2 separate regions of the Homo sapiens genome follow, and region 1 is linked to region 2. Evidence: read pairs that join two places in POLR2A ChIA-PET (ENCODE). Cell type or tissue: OCI-LY7. All regions are shown on one strand. Each heading gives the region's core, and the rest is flanking DNA. Links, peaks and the distances in the headings are about the cores only.

Region 1 (5,376 bases), core at 200-5,199, 110 kb before region 2:
TTTGGACTGTCAGTGTTCTTCAGGGCAAGGAGCAAAAACCAACTCTGGCTACTTACATAAAAGGTGTTTATGGAAGGATATATGGAGGTTCAGATAGTCTGCAGAAAGTCAGAGGCCTAGGCTTGAAGAATAGGCAGACAGCAGGGGTTTTAGAGGCCAGGCCACAGAAACCCCTGGACAGGGGCCACTTCCAGACAGCCCCATTGCTGGACCACCCCAGACCTGTTCTTAGTGTCCCCTTGCTTTACAGCCTCATGTAAGCTTTGAAGTTTGTGTTTAGGTGAACAGTGTCTGTTGCATATTCACTGTATGATCTTGGGCCACAACTATAACATCTCTTTCTGAGCCTCAATTTTTTCATCTGAAAAATGGGATAATTATACACCTATTACAGAGTGGTTATGAAGATTGAATAGGTTGTCCCACATGGCATCACTAGGCCCGACCAGCTGAGGCTCAGACCATCCTTCCTTCCGGAACAGTTTGTCCTGTTGGACTGGAGTCTGGGGCAGAGGAGTCTAGGACTTCACTCACAATCACCACTTGGCTCCAGCCTTACTCAACACCTTCCAGTCTACCACGACTTTTGTAAGTGGAGGGTAGTTGCCGCATGTCCTGTGAAGACTATATATCTCTCTACACCTCAGGCTCTTCTCATTCAGCTTAGCAATAACACCCTTATAGGTCAAGCCCTTCTAAAATGCCAGGCACTCTGCTAATCACACTGCAAACATCATCTCATGTATTTCTCATAACAAACTGAGGGAGGTAGTAGCATCACTCGCATTTTCAGGTGAGGAAACTGAGCCTCAGAGAGGCTAAGGGGCTTCCCCACGGTTATTCGAAACAAAAGCTTGCACTCCTAACCACTAGGCGATACCACCTCTAACAATGGCTGGTTGAGTCCGCCTGTGGGCCCAGCCCTCACCACTTCAGCTTAGAATACGAAGCCAACCATTCCTGAGAGCCAGTGCCCACTGGAAATGTTACAGGGATCCTTCACTCCCCTGCAGAGCTTGGGGGGCCTCTTCTTCCACAGCTTGGTATAAGGTTGTTGCCCAGGCTGGGTGAGTTTCGCTGGAGCTCTGGGCTGCCCCACAAGGGTCTGCAGCTGACTGGGACCTCAGAAGCCTGGCCAGGCCACCCTCCTGGCTCACAGTAAGCAGCACCAGAGGAGGAGGAAGTCATGGCCTTGAGGTTACCCTCTGCCTGGGGTAGGGGCAAGGGTGGGCTGCAGCTTCCAGGAGCTGTGCAGGACCAGCTTTTTTCGGCACTGTCCACAGCACAGTCCCTGAAGACGTCAGGACTGAGAAGAAAACTGGAGACTGCTGGAAGCCTCCCAAAGACATGTCAGGCAGGGATGTTCTCCTGAAAGGGCACCCGTGTGACGCAATCCGCAGTTCCCTCTGGGCATTCAGGGCCTCAGCACTCTTCAGACCAATACTGGGAAATGGCAACTCTGTTTGTGGAGAAAAGAAGGAAGCAGCTCTCACCTGGCTCCAGTAGAGATGGCACATTTTATTTTGCCCCTTTGATGAAATGTTTCCAAGAAACACAAAGTGAAACATGCTGAGGGTTTGGTATTTTTCCACTTGACAAACATCTGTGATTTCAAAGGCACATGGTGCTTCTCACATACTTTATTCCTTTCCTTCTTTCTTCACCCACATTCACTGTCAGCCTAGCTCAGGAAGAGGGTATTGAAGATCACCTGTGCATATGCAGCTCAAAGTGCATTTCTGGTGTTGTGGGGAGGCCCAAGGGAGACGGCCTGAAGAGGTGCAGCAGCCTCATTCACCCAGAGCCCATGGCTTATTGTTCACGGGCCAGCAAAGTATCTTGAAAAGTGACAGCAGGGAGCAGAATACTCCTTGGCCTCTCCAGGAGCCAGTGGATGCCGGAAGAGACCTTGGTTGATACGGTTCCTGATCTCCCAGCAACACTGGAAGAGCAAAGGCTGCAGAAAGCACAGCCACAGCCACTCAGCACACCTTAGCCACACAGTGATGCTTCCCAGAGCTTTCACTTTCTTGGACTTAAGAACTACAAAACTCCTCCTAAATGAAACTAGACATTTTTAATCATCTAGCTTGAGGGGGACCTAGAGATCGTTTCTGGGGGTACTTTGCAAATTCAAAAACTGCAAAGGGGGGAGGGGCTTTTAAAAAAGTCATGCAACATTTGTTTGTTTACAAATCACATTGGTAATCATTAGTGCTGAGTTACTGTAGGATTTACAATGATTCATTGTATTTAGTCCCTACCATCCAGAAGCTATCAATATATTGTCATTTCTACTTTGCTCTCAGGCTGCTTTGAAGCAGGAAAATTATCTAGAAAGAGCTTCATTCCATTTAGTCTTTTTGTCAATAATTTTAAAATCTGGTTTTTGTTGGTGAAAGTGACTCATTTAACAGTTAAGCTAAAGACATTTTTGGCTGGAGTGAGTGTAGCCATTATGGGTTTAATTCAATTTGACAAGCATTGATTGAGCATCTGTTCTATGGCAAGGACGAGGATAGGCACCAGAGGTGCAGAGGTGACTGAAAGATGGCACCTGTTCTCAAGAATATCACAGCAGTCTAAACGTACCCAAGCTGGAAGGTGGACTCTGTGCTATAGAACAGGCCTAATGTGCTGTGGGCAGAGAGAGTTGGAAATTAGGAAAGCTTCATGAAGAAGGTGGCATCAGAGAGTTAAAACACTGCCTGCAACCCCTTCTATCTATGGGTCCTATCTTTCTTTTTCTCTTCCAAATCTAGCCTGTTTATTAATTCATGTAATCATGTAATTCACACATTTGCCAAATAGTCATTAAGCCCATGATGTCCCAGGCACAGTTCTAGACATGGGAGACACACTGGTAAGACAATTTGTGTACTTTTAGTAGGGCAGGGATGGATGACGATAACCTACAAATGAATAAACAAATAGAATGTCAATTGTAATGGGTATTGCAAATAAAAGTAAAATAGTGTGAGGGGTGCAAACAGTGAGTGTGGATGGGGAAGGCATGTGTATCCTGTATTAAACATAGTGTTAAGGAAGGCTGTCTAAAATGGAGATACTTGTGCAGACACCTGAATGGAGGGACAGAGGGAGCCATGGGAGTTCTGGGCTGACAGTATTCTTGGCAGAGGGAAGGAGTGGCAAGCACAAAGACCCTGAGGCAAAAACACATGTGATGGCCCAGGATGGCAGGAGGACCACGATGAGCAGAAGGATGGGGAGAGCTAGGCTGGAAAGACAAGCAGGGGCCAGATCATGAAGGCCAAGGTAAGGAGTATGGATTTTTTTTTTTCTAAGGGTGGTAGGAAGCTACTAGAAGCTTTGAAGGGAGTCATATGATCTAATTTGTATTTTTGAAGATTATTATGGCTTTGGGGTTTAGAATAAACTTTAAGAGATCAAGAAGGGAAACAAAGAGAACTTGAGAAATATTTCCCATTTGAGAAATGAAAAACACAGTTGACATTTCTGATATAGGGAAAATAGAGGAGTAAATTTGGGGAAGGAGGACTTCATGGACTCAATGTTGGTCATAAGTGTAAAATGCTCACTAGCTATCTGAGTGGGGATTTTGAACAGGCAGTAGGATATTTGAGTCTGAAGTTCAGGAAGTAGTCAAGAATACCCATTCCACCCAGAAGGCAAATTAGATAAGGACTAACAATAGTTCTTTAATATTCAATACCCAGGAAGTTATTAGAACCTTTTTTTTTTTGCCATAGTAACATTCATAGAATGACAGAGAGGTAAAAGCCAAATTGTCGAGGTGAAGATAATGAGTATAGATTATTCTTTCAAAAGAATCAGATTTCAGCTTTGTTAATTCTATTTTTCTTTGCTTTCTACTTCATTAATTTCTACTGTTTATTATTTACCTCCTTCTATTGTCTTTAAGGTTTCTGTTCATTTTCTTAAGGTGGAGACTTACCTGATTAATTTCTTCTTTCCTAATACAAGTATTTAAGGCTTGTACAAATTTGTTTGAAAGGTTTCTTTCAAGTATTTGCTTCTAATGTTGAATTTGTTTCAAATATTTGGAAAAAAGGTCAAATATTACATATGCTGCTTTCAATAAGCTTTGATATGTAGTGATTTCACTATCACTTACTTCTAAGTATTTTTAAATTTTCGTGATGAATTCATCTTTGACCCTGCCTCCTGTCTTTATTTCAAAAAGGATGCAATTGCAAAGATGAGTTTACTGCAGAAAACCAACAAAAATGACAGATTTGAATAACAAACAAATGGAAATTCTAGGAATGAAAAATATAACCACCAAAATGAAAAACACAGTCAATAGATTAAACAAAAGATTAGACACATTGAAAGAGAATGTTTCCAGAGTGCAGGAAATAAATATAAGAATAAAGAAAAATGAAGGAGAAGTTAAGAGCAAAGATGTTAAAAAGTCAGAATTAAATTATTCTAAACAATACTCTGAGTTCAGGGCAGGAGCACTGGAGCTAAATCTTAGGAGAGGAATGAAGATATGGATTGACTGCAAGACTTTATGATAAACACGTACAGTCAACTTTGCAGTAACCACTAAAAGAATAAAAACAGCATGTAAACATTCCCAATCTGTAGAGAGAGAACACAATGAAGTGAAAGAAATAGCTTGGTAATTTTTATAAAAGGCAAGAATGAGGAAAGACAGGAATGATCAGGCTAAGGTGAAACAGTGATGTGCTGTTTATGTGAGGCATAACTAAGTGATAAGAATATGGAAAAGTTAAGTGTCCCATCCCACACAAATTGAGGGGTTCAACATAAAAGAGACATGATCAGACTTGTGCTGTAGGAAGGTGATACTGACTGCAACCACCTGTAACATGGGATGTGCACTGTAGGAGGACAAGATGGAGGCCTGGGCTTGGGAGCTTTGAGCTAGCTTGGGCCTGCTCTAAGGCTGTGGCAGTGGCAGTGGGGATAGGCTGGGTGGGCTGCGGAGATGAAAAGGCCGTTTCAGTTATGCTGAGATAAAGTTAAAATGACAGCCACTGGCCTCTGGTCTCAAACAGGGAAATCAAAACCTGGCCTGCATTGTGAACCCAACATCAAGGGTTTGGGAATTGTGTAAGTCTGACCTTTGTTCACTTCCAAGTGATGTCATCAGTTCACGGGGCCTCTGAGCCTCCTAATCCTGCCGTTGAGGCAGGTGGCTGTCAAGCTGTCATGTTGAAAACCTGCTTCTGGAGTTGTTGTTTGGGGCTCTGCTCCTTCAGAAAGTAGAGAGAAACTCACACGGTATCTGAAAACTACCAACCCTCATGTTATTCCAATAAAAATAATCTCTTCCACTTAAATAAAGCTTGCTTGGTTCAGATGTTTGCTCTCACAAGTTCTTCACAACTTGCCATGTGAGGA
Region 2 (5,376 bases), core at 249-5,248:
TCCTGAGGTTTGTGCTGAGGTTGGTGCACATCTGTTTGTTATATGCCCCTGCTTACAGCAGAAAGAGCTCACCTCCTTTTGTTCACACGTAAGTGACAGCAAGTGTATTTATTTCCTGTTGTCCTGTAACAAATTAGCACAAACTCAGCACTTTTAAGCAACATGCATTTATTATCTCATATATTCTGAGAGTCAGGAATCAGAGCACAGCTTAGCTGGGTTCTCTGCTTCAGGGTCGCTTTCAAGGCTGCAGTCAAGGTGTTGGTCAAGGCTGGGCTCTCATCTGAGGCTCGACTGTGGAAGAATCCACTTCCAAGCTCACTGATGTGGTTGCTAGTGGAATTCACTTCTTTGCAGATTGTTAGACTGAGGGCCAACACTGTCTGTCAACTGGAGACCACTCTCAGTTCCTCGCACATGGAGCCCTCTGAAGTGGCACTTGCTTCATTGAAGGATGCAAGCCAAGAAGGCAATAGAGAGAGTCTTTCAGTAAGATTGAAATTATAATTCATGTAATATAATTACGGAAATGACATCCTACCACCTTTGCAGTGTTCTTTTGGTTAAAAGCAAGTCATAGGTCCTGCCCACAGTCAACAGAGAGACAGACAAAGGGACCTACATGCCAGGAGGCAGGGAGCATTGAGAGCCATCTTAGAATCTGTCCACCAGGTTAAGCAACCGTGAGTTGTGTGAATATGTGATGGGGCATGGCTGGCAGTGATGGGTCCCTTTGGGGAGGGAAGTGCCATATTGGTGAGAGAGAGGGGCAGGGAGACCTACCCAGGACAGATTTGTGCAAACCCACATGCTGGTCTCATTGGGTTAGGGAGAGCTGGCCTTCTCTTAGCCACCCCTGCACAGAGATGACATTCTTTCTCTGGAAGAAGGCCTGATGCCTCTGAGTTGGCTTCCTGTTATGACAGGCCATGATGAATGGGCATAGGCCCCTTCATCCTAGTTTCACCCCTGGGGCCCTGTATACCTTGCCAAGGAGGTTGATAGGACATGAATTAGGGTAGTAGCCATAGGGATGGGAAAGAAAGACTGAAAAAGGATTTAGAAAGTAATATTGGATGACATATGACAGATTAGATGTGGAAGAAATGATGTGTAGGGAGAGGCGTGGGAATACGTTTCTGCAGTGGGAAATTTGGTAGACGGTGATGTCATTAACCAAGAGAAGAAAACATGGATAGAAGGTCTGGGGTCTTTGGTCATGCTGATTTCCAGAAGAGGATGCAGATAATTACCAGTATAGTTTCAGAGCTCCAGACCAGGAGGCCGGCTAGGGATGGACAACTGGGAATCACAGTGAGGAGATGGTAACTGGAGCCTCCTCTGTGGTGTAAAGCACCCAAGCAAGCAAGAGTCAGCCAGGACAGATTCCTTGAGGAGCATCTATCCAGGAAGAATTAGCAAAGGTGGAAAAACCGGAGAAGGCTGAGGAGTGGACAGAGAGGCGGGTGGAGAACCAGGACAATGCAATGTCCTAGGAGCCAGGGGAGGAGCGGTTGGCAGCATCAAGTCCTGTACAGACAGGCGAATGGATGCCGCACATCACTGTGACTTTGTAGAGTCAGGTGCAGGGAGCAGAGGAGACAAAGCCCTATCCCAGGGGGCTGAAGAGTAAATGGGAGACAATTTAAAGAAAAGGGACTAAGGCTTAGCAGGCAAAAGTGTGAAATTGGAGTGCTGGCTCCACAGGTTGCCAGCTGAGCGGCATCTAGGCAGGCCCTGGCCTCTTGGAAGAAGAGGGCACACAGCACCCCTCCTAGGGCTGTTGTGAGGTGTAGTGAGGTTGTGCCTGCCTGTGACAGCACAGGAGGAACAGCACAGAGCTCATCTCTACTTCTGCTCCTGCTCCCGCCAGTGTCTTCTTGAAAAATGGTCTTTTAAAACTATTGCCCTCCCCAGCTTACATGTTCCCTCAGTGTGTGGGATAACATTCACATTCCCTGCACGAGTTGGCCTCTACTTATCTCCCCATCCTCACACCCTCGCTCCTGTCCTCCTTGAACATGTGAAGCTCTTTCAAACCTCGGAGCCCTTCCCTGCAGAGTTTCCCCTGCGTGGGCCTTTCTTCCGACTTAGTTGTTGTCAGTCACCCTTCTGGGAAGTGATGGCTTAAATGTCATTTCCTAAATAATTCCTCTGGCTCCTGACCTGAGTTAGGCTTCCTGGCATCTTCTCCAGCACCTGGCACAGTTCCAGATGCATAGCAGGAATGCAAACAAATGCTCGTCCATGAATAAAGGAGAATACCAGCAACTGGCTGTGTGACCTTGGGCAAGTCACTTCACCTCTCTGTGCTTTAGAGTTTCCTCCTCTGTAGTAGGAAGTAGGACTATGTATCTCTAAGATCTCTTTCGGCTCTGGCAATCTTTGGCTCTTTAATGCTAGTGTCTGTACAGGTTTCTCATAAGGCTTCACGGAATAATGCAAGTGAGAGCCTTGTTGAATTGAAGGGGGAGGGGGAGGAGGCTAGGGAGCTTGGCAGAGGCAGCGGAGTACCCACAACGAGGCCCACTCACCCACTCATTTCCTCAGCCACCCACGGGGCCTGCAGTCCCCACGTGTAGCCTGATAGGCAGGGACTAGGGGACAGCCAGAATCAAAACCACAGCCTCCCGTTTTTAGTGTGTGGGCTTCAATTCGATGAGCTAGGGAGGAGACTTCTGGAGAAAAAATACTCTGTAGGGTCACATACACCCAGACAGTGTGGACACCTGCTACACACACATACCAATATGTGCATTTACAACTAATTACATACAAAGGAAAGCACACACACACCCAGAGGTGCACAAGCACACGGTCAATGCCCTGCAGAGCCCACCTGCAGCTCCCTGAGCCCAGGACAGCTCTGTTACCCTCTGAGTCTCTGGGTCAATCTTTACCCTTGCCCTCTGGGTCTTCCCTCTCTCAACAAACCCTGAGGCTGGGCACTGAGGCCTAGGGGATTCAGTGATTTTACTGATAAGGCTGAAAACAGGCAGGAAGGGAGGGTAACTTACAGTGCTCTCCGGATGTTACAGTATTTGCATTTCCACAGTCTATGTGTCTGAAAAAAACTGGGTTTAGTCTAGAAACTTGGTGGTACGCAGGTGTAGCTTTCAAGAGAACTGGGAAACAATGCTGTATGGAGATGGTAACCACTTGTGAGCTGGGTCAGTTTCACTATTTACTATACAGGCTGGCCATGATCTCATTGAACTCTCAGAAGTGCCTTCTGCACAGATAATTTATAGATGATGAAACTGAGACTTGGACATGTAAAGTAATTTGCCCAAGGCATGCAATTTGTAATTGGCAGATCTGGGACTCAGGGAGTAGGCTTCTGATTCCAAAGACAAGTGCTCTTACCACCCCTACCAGCTCAGCCTCTTGCCTCTGGTGTGTGCCCCTGCCCCCTCCCGCCTCTGGGCTCCACATTCTGGCTGCTGACTCCCTCACACATGGCCTGGTGGAGCCCCTACCCATGCTGAGTGGGGCTGGGAAAATGGTGAATTTTCTAGAAAATTGTGAAAGCGCTGCCTACGAGAATGGCTGCCTGGGACACTCCAGCTGCAGGCCCTGGGGCAGTGCCCGTTTGGAAGGTGCAGAGTTTTCTGGAGATAAGCAAACATGAGTCAGGAGAAAGCGACAAACAGCTCACCCCTGCAGATTGGCTGCCAGGACGTGAGATGATCATGCAACGTCAAGCTAACAGCCTCAAATCTTTTTGAAATCGAGTGCCCAGTTGACAGTTAAATCAGTCCGGAGACACAACTTCTCTCCCTCTCAAAACATATACACACACGCGCACACGCGTGCACACACACACGCACACACACACACACTTGATGTGGATTGTGGGACCAGAGCATTCAGGACTTTACAGCTCTAAAGGACCTTCGAGCTCATTGAGCTCTTGACCACCTTAATGTCAAGAATCGCCCAAAGTACCCATTTAAAAGACAAATTCTAACCTCAGCCCATTCCAGGTCTCCAGAATTCTAAGGGAATCTCTAAAAATCTTCTCAAGAAGCTGGATGTTTTACCAGGTTCCTGAGAGATTCTCATCACATCAGAGTTTGTTCCTTCAGGGTTTTGGAACACTGAATCTAGACTAACCCCTTCATTTTATAAGCAACATTTTAGTGATCTACAACATTTGTGTGAGCTGCGCAAAGCCACACAGCAAGTTGGCAGCAGGGCAAACGTGGATTCCCAGCACCGGGCCTCTCTGTCACACCACTCTTCTGACCACATAGAAAAGGAAGGATGGAAGGAAATCAGAGTTACTGAGCGCCTGCCATGGGTTGGGGCATGCTGGACAATTCAGTAGTAAGAGCAAAGGGAACCCCCTGGGTGCCAAGTGCTGTGCAGGGCACTTTTCCTGCTTTTGGAATTTAATACTTATAGTAGCTCTTGGCTGGGAATGGTTACCCTCCTCACGTGCGAGATGAGGCAATGGGCACACAGGGGCTGGGCACTTCTCAGGACCCAGAGGCCCCAAGAGCTAGAGGCAGAATTTGAAGCTGGACCTCAGCTGGAACCTTGAGAGCCCAGGCTCTGAAGCACTGTGCTGCGTCAGCTCTCAGAGACGCACTTGATTCTGTTGCTGATTTCATCAAAAGCTCACAGAAACCTTGTGATGTAGGCGGCGTCTTGTAGAGTTGAAGAAGCCAAAGCCCGGGGTGACAACAAAACCTGCCCAAGATCACACAGCCAGCAAACCATGAAGGCAGATTCAGCCCGGGTCTATCTTGTGTCAAACCCACACACTCCTCACCACATGTGGCGGTTTCGGAAGCTCCTTCCTGGGGCTCCAACTACAGACTACCTCTTCTGACAGTCTCACCCCCGCTGTCCCAGCTCGAACCTTCACCCTCTTTGGGCAGTCTGCATCTGGGGGCCCCCTCACACCCAAGTGCTACTGTGTTTACACTTCTGTTTGTTCCTGAATTCTCTTCTGACCCTCAACTGCTTTGAAGTTCTACAGCCAGGCTCTGCACAGTTTTTGAAAAGCGGAAGACAGTAAATCTTGCAGGCTCTGGGGTCCAGACCATCTCTGTTGCGACCACTCAGCTCTGCCCTTGCAGTGTGTTTAGTTCAGCCATAGACAATTCGTGAATGCGTGAGCATGGTTCAGTACAGCTTTAGTTCATGAGCTGTTGTTTGCCCATTCCGATGTTCTAGAAGAATGCTGGGGATTTGAAATGCTGAAATTTTCGAATGCTGAAAATCCATTCGAGCAGATTTTTATTTGATTCTGCTCTTTATGGGACAGAAGACAAGTCTGTTTGGGAAGGCATGTGTTTGAAAAGAGCCTAAAGGTGTCTGACCATTGAGACCCTAGTGCCTAAAAATCTGGAAGAGACTGCCTAGTTC

The links. ChIA-PET counts read pairs that join two places held together with the same protein. Peaks named below come from ENCODE experiments on the same cell type or tissue, not always from the same donor. Only the 100,000 strongest peaks of a DNase experiment are listed, where the experiment ranks them.
Region 1: POLR2A ChIA-PET joins it to region 2 with 5 read pairs; 5 of 35 experiments call an interaction of 5 or more read pairs at or near these places.

What each region holds. Positions count from the first base shown.
Region 1 is chr1:117,539,859-117,545,234 of GRCh38, forward strand. No RefSeq gene overlaps it. Among named protein-coding and RNA genes, the nearest start is that of TENT5C-DT, 63 kb to the right of the region's middle. In OCI-LY7, for the core only: no CTCF peak of the experiment used is centred there; no DNase peak of the experiment used is centred there.
Region 2 is chr1:117,651,678-117,657,053 of GRCh38, forward strand. No RefSeq gene overlaps it. Among named protein-coding and RNA genes, the nearest start is that of TENT5C, 48 kb to the left of the region's middle. RefSeq lists enhancers at 3,336-3,495, 4,314-4,383, 4,534-4,643, 5,004-5,143. In OCI-LY7, for the core only: no CTCF peak of the experiment used is centred there; DNase peaks (open chromatin) are centred at 924, 3,094 and 4,734; H3K4me3 peaks cover 3,560 bases; H3K27ac peaks cover 5,000 bases.